Regions from separate parts of the Homo sapiens genome. Here all the other regions are linked to region 1. Evidence: chromatin contacts called from ENCODE Hi-C or POLR2A ChIA-PET data. All regions are on one chromosome and are shown on one strand. The core of a region is the stretch at or near the end of the contact, and the rest is flanking DNA. Distances in the headings are between cores, read along the strand shown.

What was found. Hi-C counts contacts between places; a loop is a spot of excess contacts on that map. ChIA-PET counts read pairs that join two places held with the same protein, here RNA polymerase II (POLR2A). Pooled maps may share reads with other maps.
Region 2: a loop to region 1 is called in a pooled map, with 6 times the contacts of the local background. The contact joins the promoter of NRGN here to the promoter of HYLS1 in region 1. A Hi-C loop is called at or near these places in 2 of 168 maps with a recorded cell type or tissue (CD4-positive, alpha-beta memory T cell and naive thymus-derived CD4-positive, alpha-beta T cell) and 12 of 50 pooled maps. POLR2A ChIA-PET finds 5 or more read pairs at or near these places in 1 of 52 experiments (HEK293).
Region 3: a map of B cell shows a loop between it and region 1 (32-fold over the local background). The contact joins the promoter of MSANTD2 here to the promoter of HYLS1 in region 1. A Hi-C loop is called at or near these places in 2 of 168 maps with a recorded cell type or tissue (B cell and naive thymus-derived CD4-positive, alpha-beta T cell), 1 of 37 single-sample maps with no recorded cell type and 11 of 50 pooled maps. POLR2A ChIA-PET finds 5 or more read pairs at or near these places in 2 of 52 experiments (MCF 10A and activated naive CD8-positive, alpha-beta T cell).

What each region holds. Positions count from the first base shown.
Region 1 is chr11:125,886,159-125,889,086 of GRCh38, forward strand. HYLS1 (HYLS1 centriolar and ciliogenesis associated) reads left to right here and starts at 1,510. Exons shown (of 3, transcript NM_001134793.2): 1 at 1,510-1,607. RefSeq lists an enhancer at 1,218-1,267 and silencers at 1,408-1,457, 1,548-1,597, 1,698-2,087.
Region 2 is chr11:124,738,506-124,741,433 of GRCh38, forward strand. It overlaps NRGN (neurogranin), which reads left to right and starts at 1,437. Exons shown (of 4, transcript NM_006176.3): 1 at 1,437-1,594. The coding sequence starts at 1,580. RefSeq lists silencers at 1,136-1,195, 1,256-1,575.
Region 3 is chr11:124,798,841-124,801,768 of GRCh38, forward strand. It overlaps MSANTD2 (Myb/SANT DNA binding domain containing 2), which reads right to left and starts at 1,566. Exons shown (of 4, transcript NM_001308027.2): 1 at 1,031-1,566. The coding sequence starts at 1,540. MSANTD2-AS1 (MSANTD2 antisense RNA 1) reads left to right here and starts at 1,588. Exons shown (of 5, transcript NR_103862.1): 1 at 1,588-2,416. RefSeq lists silencers at 209-258, 489-568, 969-1,208, 1,249-1,918 and an enhancer at 1,145-1,752.

The DNA.
Region 1 (2,928 bases), core at 260-2,759:
CTGCACTAAAGGAGTGTTATGATATTGCAGATGTAGGGGCAGTCACTCAAATCTCCACAACCTACTTCTGTCATCTTCCCTCCTTTGTTCTTTCCATTTTCTTCCTCCCACAAATTCAAAGTGCCTTAGAGGTAGCACAAAGGCCCTGAGGCAAAGAGGGAGAGTAAGAGATAATACGAAGTGTTTGGAGGAAAAGGATTAAACATTTCTCCCCTCCCACTGAATCCTGGATTTAAGAAATGGTGTAAGATGAACTTGACAACTAGCACCTATTTGTTTAAGGTGGAAAATGCAATGCTCAGGACTCAAGACCAGTTGAGATAGGTTTGCTTGGTATTGACTAGGATATTGAACCCTGAGGGCCTCTCCTCTTGCTTTTACAGATCTCATCCTCAGCAATCCCCAAGCACTAGATTTTTTTTTTTTTTTTTTTTTTTTTTTTTACAGGTACAGATGCAAAAAGAGTTAAAACATCGGGTTTAAAAAAAAAATTAGTGGCTGGGCACAGAGGCTCACAACTGTAATCCCAGAGCTTTGGGAGGCCGAGGGGGTAGAATCACCTGACTAACATGGTGAAACCCCATCTCTACTAAAAATACAAAATTAGCCGGGCATGGTGGTGCTCGCCCGTAATCCCAGCTGCTCGGGAGGCTGAGGCAGGAGAATCGCTTGAACCTGGGAGGCAGAGGTTACAGAGAGCTGAGATCGCGCCACTACTCTCCAGCCTGGGCAACTGGGCAACAAGAGGGAAACTCCGTCTCAAAAAAAAAAAAAAAAAAAAGTTGAGAGTAACACCATGTGAAGGAGACAGGCACATTCCAAAAGAAAACAAGTGCATGTCGGAGCAAGGCAGTCGGTGGCTGGAGCACAGTTAGAGTAACGTGGGAGGAGCTGTGGAGACGCAGCCACGGGTCACGCCAGGGCCCTGCACACCATGCAGAGGAAAGGAAGAGCTCAGTGCGCCAGGGTTTCATACAGCCGCTCTCTCAGGCCCCAAGGAAACGTCTAGAGCGCACAGGCGGACTCACCCCAGACTGTTCGAACCGTCCCTGAGCGCCCGCCCTCGTCTCCCGGCACCACTGGCCCCGCAGCAGCCAGTTGAGAAGGGCGGAGGCTGATTCCAATGAAGTGGCAGACCGTTAGGCGGCCTCTCCAAAAAGCCAGCTATGTCGCCGTTAGCCAAGGTTTGAGGGTCTTCTCCTTCTCTTCGAGGGCCCAACCTCCCCTCCAGATTTAGTACACCAGAGGCGTCGCAGCAACGGCTGCTGCCTGCGCGCCTCAGCTAGGCGGGCTCGGATATTTTTAAGGCCACATTGGAAATCCCGGGCATGCTCCCGCCGGCGGAGAAGGCCCAGACAAAATGTGCGCCAATCAGGATACAGACTTGGAGGACGTTTACCCTCAGGACCAATAAGAGGGAGGGCGGACCGGGCCAAGGGTGCCGGTTCGCTCTCCGGATTTAAACCTCAGCGGTCGGCGGTTAACCGCAGGCTCGGCGCGTGGGCCGGCAGTGCGCCTGCGCAAGTTACGCGAAAGCTAACAGAATCTGCGGTGCTCTGCTGGCGACTGGCAGGACGCGGTGCAGAGAGCGGACTTCCGCGACGCGGGTAAGCCGGGCGAAGGCCGGAAGCGGAGGGACGCGGGGACCTGGTGGCTGCCGGCCCACTGCGGCGGGAGCCCTCGCTCCTTTTCCCACCGTCGGGACGGTGCAGAGTGGCAGCTTCCCTCCGTGGATTCCAGGTCCTGCCTGGCGAGCCGTCCCCAACGTCTGCGTTCCTGAGGGAGGCGGCCGGGGCAGCGTGAGCTACAGGCGATGTGCGCGGCGGGCCGCAGCCCCTGGAGGTCACGGTGTGCGCTGGCCGCCGCCGCGGTCTTTGCCCCGGTGGCCTTTCTGAGCTCCTGGGCCGCGCCCCTGGGACCAGGCGGAGGCCGGGGACGGCCCCAGGGCTGGAGGGGAGTCCCGAAGGCCGCTAGCGACCTGGGTCCAAGCCACGCCCACGGCCAGGCGGGGCGACTGCGAGCTTTGCCGTTGAAAGGCGGAGCGTGTCTTGTCGCCTTCTAGCTGCACCTTTTGTGGACTGCAGCATGGAACCGTCCAAGGTGTTTGTCCACCCCGAAATGGAAATAAATCTTTTTTATTCTAAACAGTATACAATCTCACTAAGCAGGCAAAGAAAAACATTAAGATATCTTTTTAGATTGGTAAGATTTTTCAGTACCCCATGCTGCTGAGAGAGTGAAGAAATGAAAGCAAGCACCTTTATGGCCTGTGTGCTGGGGATAATCTGTTTTTCTAGAGGGCAGTTTGGCATTATAAATCAGAATTCAGGCCGGGCGCGGTGGCTCACGCCTGTTACCCCAGCACTTTGGGAGGCCGAGGTGGGCGGATCACGTGAGGTCAGGAGTTCGAGACCAGCCCGACCAATACGGTGAAACCCCGTCTCTACTAAAAATACAAAAATTGGCCGGGCTTGGTGGCGGGCGCCTGTAGTCCCAGCTCCTCGGGAGGCCGAGACAGGAGAATCTCTTGAACCCGGGAGGGAGAGGTTGCAGTGAGCCGAGATCGCGCCACTGCACTCCAGCCTGGGCGACCGAGCAAGACTCTTGTCTCAAAAAAAAAAAAAAAAAAGAGAAAAGAAAAACATAAATCAGAATTCAAGTAGTACCATAACTTCTAAGTCATAATCCAATTCCAGGAGTTTATTCCAAGGACATAAATCGGACAAGAATGCAAACATAGTATGTACATGTTTTTAGCAATCCGAGCAACATTTAGTACGTGTAAAGAAGAAAGAAAATACTCGAAATTTCATCAGTCACAGATAACCATCAAACACTGTTCACATTTAGGTTTACTTCAGATATATTCATAATATATACCTTATATTTATGTGATTTCCTTATAAAATGTGTTTTAAATAATTGCAT
Region 2 (2,928 bases), core at 187-2,686, 1.1 Mb before region 1:
AGCTGGCTAACCTTATCCCCACCCTGAATGGACTCAGGCATTTCTCTCCCACTCATTTTTCCTTTGGCAAGCAGAGCCTCGGGCCCAAACATCTAGGTGGAAAGGAAGCATGTCACCGCCACGTGGTCCCTGGTCATGGCCAGGGACTGGGGATGCACAGCAGAGCTGTCTCAGGATCTGCTGTCCCAACCAGAGCCACAGGGCATTTCCCACCTTTGCTCCCAGCAGGAGCCATCCTTTCCTCCTTCCCTTCTCTGGGACCTTAGCTGAGAAGACTTTCTAGTTTTCTCAGAGAAGGCCTACCCTACCCACATAACAAGCCACACTGCCAGCTTTTGTACCCTGCCGAGTTGGGGGAGGCTGACGACCACAACAGTGGCAGTCTGTCCCTCCCAGATGCTCTTTCCATAGCTCCCCTTCCCAGCCTCTCACGAAGCCCACATCCTGCCTCATCATGGACCCAAGAGCCAATTACTTCGAATTCTCTACACTTGGGTTTAGGGTATTTTTCTTCTTCTCAGGAGCAAGGGCGAGGATGGCCAGCTTTTGTCTTATTCTGAGGCAGCAGATCAAAAGGTTAGGCAGAGTCTGGTATGAAAGGGAGGAGGATACTTCTTCCAAGTCTGTGCCCATATATAAATACATACAAAATAGGTGTTGTGCATATATGATGTTGTTTGTTGCAGCTCATGTAGACAGATCGATAATAGATACGTCATGCCGACAGCTTGAGTTGGGTGACTGTCCGTGTGCGTGCGTGAGCGCGCGGGCGCCCGCAACAGGGTGTCCGCATTTACCTGCAACTGAAGGGCTGCGTAGTTATTTTTGCAGGTTGTATCTGCAGTGTCTGTATGCTGGAAGAAGGCCTGGGAAAATCATATGTGGACATGTGGGGCTTGTGAGCTTTTGTGTGGACGCATGCCCATCGCCAGGTTGTACCAACAGGTTTCTCCGTCTGTAGCAGGAGTGATGATGAGACCTTTTTACCGCCCGTTAGGGAGCCTTTCTTTGCGGACTGAGGGGGAGTGAAGTGAAAGGGAGCCATATTTGGGACTCCTGCTAGGTTGTGGAAGTATGGAGGGATGGGTGAGGGGTGCGTGGTTTTCTCTGAGCGGGAGTAGGTGCTGTGCCCAGATGTGGGTGTTTGTGCTCGGGGTGTCGGGGGCCTCCTTCTGCCTACTCCGGCGTACATCTGCCTGGCAGTCTGCCGCCTAGCAAGCCAGGGGATTGCGCCCGGGAGGATGGAGTGTGTAGGAGGCTTGGATACAAGCGTGTAGGCGGAGGGGCTGGGGCAGGAGCGGGAGCGCGGCGCAGAGAGCCGCGAGAGGGCGTGGCCCTCCCTCCACTTCTCCCCGCCCACCCTGCCGGAGGCTGCTCCTGATTGGCTTCCCGGCCGCGGGGCTCAGGTTACATTCGCGAGCGGAGCCGAGCGCGGGAGACCGGACCCGAGAGCAGAGCTGCTGTTTCGGCGCGGGTCGGCTGGCGGCCGACTGCCCCAGAGCCCCCACCCGGCACCACACAGACCCCACCCCCGCCCTGCGCCAGCCTTCGTCCCCGCAGAGGACCCCCCGACACCAGCATGGACTGCTGCACCGTAAGTTAGAGGGCCCGGGGGAGGGGCACTTGGCGGGGTCCGCTGCGAGAGGCGCCTGAGAAAGCCCTGGAGGGCGAGAGAGGGATGGAAGTGGATGCGGAAGACCTAGGAGCAGAAAGAAAAGGGGTCCTTGCCGAGACGTGGGTGGTGGATGGTGGAAGGCGCCCGCCCGACTTGGAAGCCCTAGGAAAAATGCTCCTCAACTCGCGGGGGCGTCTGAGCGCCCATCCGTTAGACAGCCTAGGCTGGACTGGGAGCTCGGCAGGGCTCTGCAAGAGGGGAACTGCGGGTTGGATGACAGGAGGAACTTCCTCCCCAGTGAGACGCTGGCAACCATCGCCTGGAGACACTGCAGCGACTCCTTCCTCCCGTCTTTCGGCCCCCACCCCGTTCCCCATCCCACTGCGCCGCCGTCGGTGGGCGGACAGGCTGATCCTCATGACCCTCCAACGATCGCCTAAGCGCCCTGTGCAGCGCAGGCTGGTCCATATTGGTTAGCTCGGTAGTGATGCTGGCTGCAAAGAGCCTAGTCAGGGTGGTTCTGGGGAGGGGTTGTCCCGGCCCCCAAGGCCTTCTCGCTCGGAAGGGGCTGGGTGAAGTGACCGCGAGAGAGCCCTGCTGGCGAGGAAAGGAAGTGTCTGCAATTTGTCAGCGCCCACGCGGAAACCTGGGTACTGCAAGTGCCCAGCGCCCGAGGGGTTTGCTGTAAAGGTGACTCGGTATGAAAGCGCCTGGCATAGGCCCTGGCTCCTGCCTCACTGGAAGAGTACAGTGATCATACGTATATGAAATTTATTTGTTTGCTTATTTATTTTTTGCCTCTGCACTTGGAGAAAGACTATTCCAAAGTCCTTGTATTTTCAGTCATTCAGTCAACCAGCTAATGATACACGAGGTTACTGACTTTGCCACCTTATGGCATAGTAAAGAAAAAAAAAGTGGGCTTTGGAAGGGAAGGATAGCCCAGTTCTATAATAGGTGAGACTTTCCCATGTCTGGGTACCAAGAGGCAGAGAACACTTAGGGGCAAGTGGTGGTGGTTGCGATTTTAACTCTTATTAGTTTAAGTAATAGTTGCCAGTTTGTGAATGCCTGCCCTGTAGCCAGCACTTTATATTTAATCATAGCAACAACCCTGTGAAGTAGGTATTATTTCACAGATGTGCCAACTGAGGTTTAGAAAGTTAGATTTTTCCAAGGAAGCATGACTCCTAACTGTGGAGGCAGGATTCAAACATAGCCCTGTCTTCTTCGAAGAGCTGTGGTTTAACCTCTCCTCTAAATATTTACTGATTATAAAAGTAATCTGCTCATAATAGAAAACGTAAAACCTA
Region 3 (2,928 bases), core at 316-2,815, 1.1 Mb before region 1:
CACAGATAATAGGATAAGTAGTTCAGTAAAAACTGGGAGAATCCTATCACAATCTTTTTAGCAGCCACTACGATGAGGAAATGAGCTTAACTAAAATACAACTCCTTATCTGCCAATAATACAAATATGAAAGCCTAGAGTCAGTTCTAGTAGCAAAATCTTAACCTGGCTAAGATTTCTAGCCCAAATTAAGCCTCTGCATTTAAACATGCAGGTACACAAGGACGGCCAGATGCACACTGAGAGTTCTACTTGTCACCACATCCGGCACAGAAACTGAAGCAGGGAAAAACTGGCTTTCCTGAAGGAGCTTCCTAAGAAACCGCAGGGCCTCAAGCCAATCTAACTCTGGAGGCATCGACAATCCAAATTCCAGACCAACTCTTGGCCAAGCTAACTTTTATGGTGTACACTAACTCCGCGGTAACAATACACAATCTGGCTACAATCAAGCCTTTCCAATTCTCCAAAGCATCTCTAGTCTTACTCGTCCTTCGTAGCTCAAGATAGAAGCAAAGCGACTGACACAAAGGCCAGTCGTCCCAAGGCGCTTTTTCTATGGCTCCGCTACGGCCACTTATTAACTATTCCTAAACTAGGGGCTCAATGCCCCCCCCTTCTGCCCTTCCTCAATCCTGCCCCGGCCGGTAAGCCTCTGCCTGGGAGCCCCTCCGCCTGGAACAAAGCGAGGGGCCCCGGCGGTGGGGGCAAGAGGCGCCAGCGGCACGGGGACTGCCGCACGGCGCACAATGAGAAACTACCAACTTCAGAGCGCAGGAACATCTCAATTGGCAAGAAAGAGGGGCGGCGGCAGGCACGCCCAACTTCAAACTCAGGAAACCTACGGGCTGGCGGCCATCTGGGAAAAAGCCCCCTTCCCAGGGAGAGAAGAAAAAGGCGGAGGAGATGCGAATCGCCCACCGGGCCCCGGAGGAGAGCCCTGCCCTCAGACCGGCCCCCGCCCCCGAGGCCCGCTTCCCCGCCTTCTCTCTGCCTCTGGTTCGCTGCCCCAGGCCGGGCGGCCGGTTACCTTGATGCGCTCCCGGCACTGGGACGGGGTCCGCTCGTAGCCCAGCTCGGCCAGGGCCCGGGACACGCGCTCGTACATGGCTGGCCCGGGGGCCTTGCTGCCGAACACCGTGCCGGCTCCCTCCAGCTGCTGGTACCGCGCCTCCACCAGCCGCTCGTTGCCCCACACTGCGATGAGCGCGTTCGTCTCGGCTGGCGTCCACGACATGCCCCGGCAGGCGGCGGCGGCGGCTGCCGCAGCCCCGCCACCGCCGCCACCAGGGGAGAAGGAGACCGAGGACGAGGCGGCGCTGCGGCCCCCCAGCCCCAGCCCGAGACCCCCGGACGCCGCTGCCCCCGAGCCCGCCGCACTGCCCGGCCCGAGCGGGGAGGCACCCCGAGGCGTGGAAGGGTCGGACAGCGATGGATTTCCGTCGCTCAGGCCACCAGGAGAAGCCGGGGAAAGCACCTCCATCTTCGGAATTTTTAGCGGCGAGTTGGCGGGCAGCTCCGAGCCACAGGGCGCAGCCATCTTCCAAGCGGCCGCCGCTGCACCGCCCGGAAGTGACGCGCCCGCGCATCCGGCCACCGCGGTCTCCGGGGCTGCCCTCGGGCCTGGCTCGCCCGCGGGCGGATGGCTCCGGGTCTCTGCTGCTGAGGATGTGGCTGCCGGGCGGAGGTCGTCCACTCCCCTGGGCCTTTCTCCGCGAGCCCTCCCACGCCGCCCGCTCCTCTCCCGGGGCGAAGGGCGGGGACGAGGCGCGCCGAAGCCCCGAGCTGAAGAGAAGGGTGGGGGCATGAGGGCGCTGGAGTGAGGAACAGATTGGAGCCTTCCCACTTCCTCTCCAATCTCAGCCCCCGGGAGGAGGGGTGAGGCCCTCGAGGGGGCCCGGAGTTAAGGAGGAATAGACCGTTTCTCTCTCTCCTGTCTCCCCCGCCTCTGCCCGTCTTCCCTCTAAGCCGGCCTCTAGGTGCAGAGGCTGACGTCCAGGATGGGGACCGGGGAAGCCTCTGGAGGGTATATCCGGGAAGGCACCAAGGCTGAAGTGAGAGCGGTTCTGGGGAAGGCTTTAAAAAGCAGATATGGACCAGGGTAGAGTTCGTACGCTGTAGCTTTTCAAGAACACCGATCTCATTAATTAAAGAACAGCAACTATTTAATTCCAGTTATAAACTATTGTTTTCCAGTTAGTCTGGGTAGGTGTGGCCGTTTGTAGAATAGTTAGATTACATTAGTCTATTGCGTTGGTACAGTTGTCTATAGCTTGAGCATATAAAAACTCCTGAGCCCAGCAGAAAAGTTACTTTCCAATACCAGTCTCCATCCTCCGTGCTTTGGAAGTTGCATCGTTTTCCGGTTTTTCGTACTCAAAGAACACTGTCAATTATGACAGCTCTGTGACCTCTGGTAATGAATTAGTGTATTAGTCACTCCTGAAACGTTCCTTAAAGTGCTGGAACTTAACAGTAGCACAGCACATCCAGTACACAGCTGTACCGTATTTCCATATTTTTCAAAGCTGAAAATCTTAATTGGATATCTTGGATCATTAACTTAAAACCTCAGCGGATTTTTCTTTCAAAGCAGACATAACTGAGGATGCTGACCAATGAATGCAAATAAACTATGCAATATTTTTTAAAATAACAAATGTATGTTAGTTTTTTTTAAGCTGAGGTCAACTATGTTTTGGGGGGTATGTGCTTTTTTAAATTATTGTTTTATTTCAATCGATTTTTGGGGGTAACAGGTGGCGTTTGGTTACATGAATAAGGTTTTTAGTGGTGATTTCTGAGATTTTGGTGCGTCCGAGCAATGTACACTGTATCCAATGTGTAGTCTTTTGTCCCTCATTAGCCTTCCCCTTACCCCTGAGCTCCCGAGTCCCCAAAGTCCAATGTATCATTCTTATTGAAGAC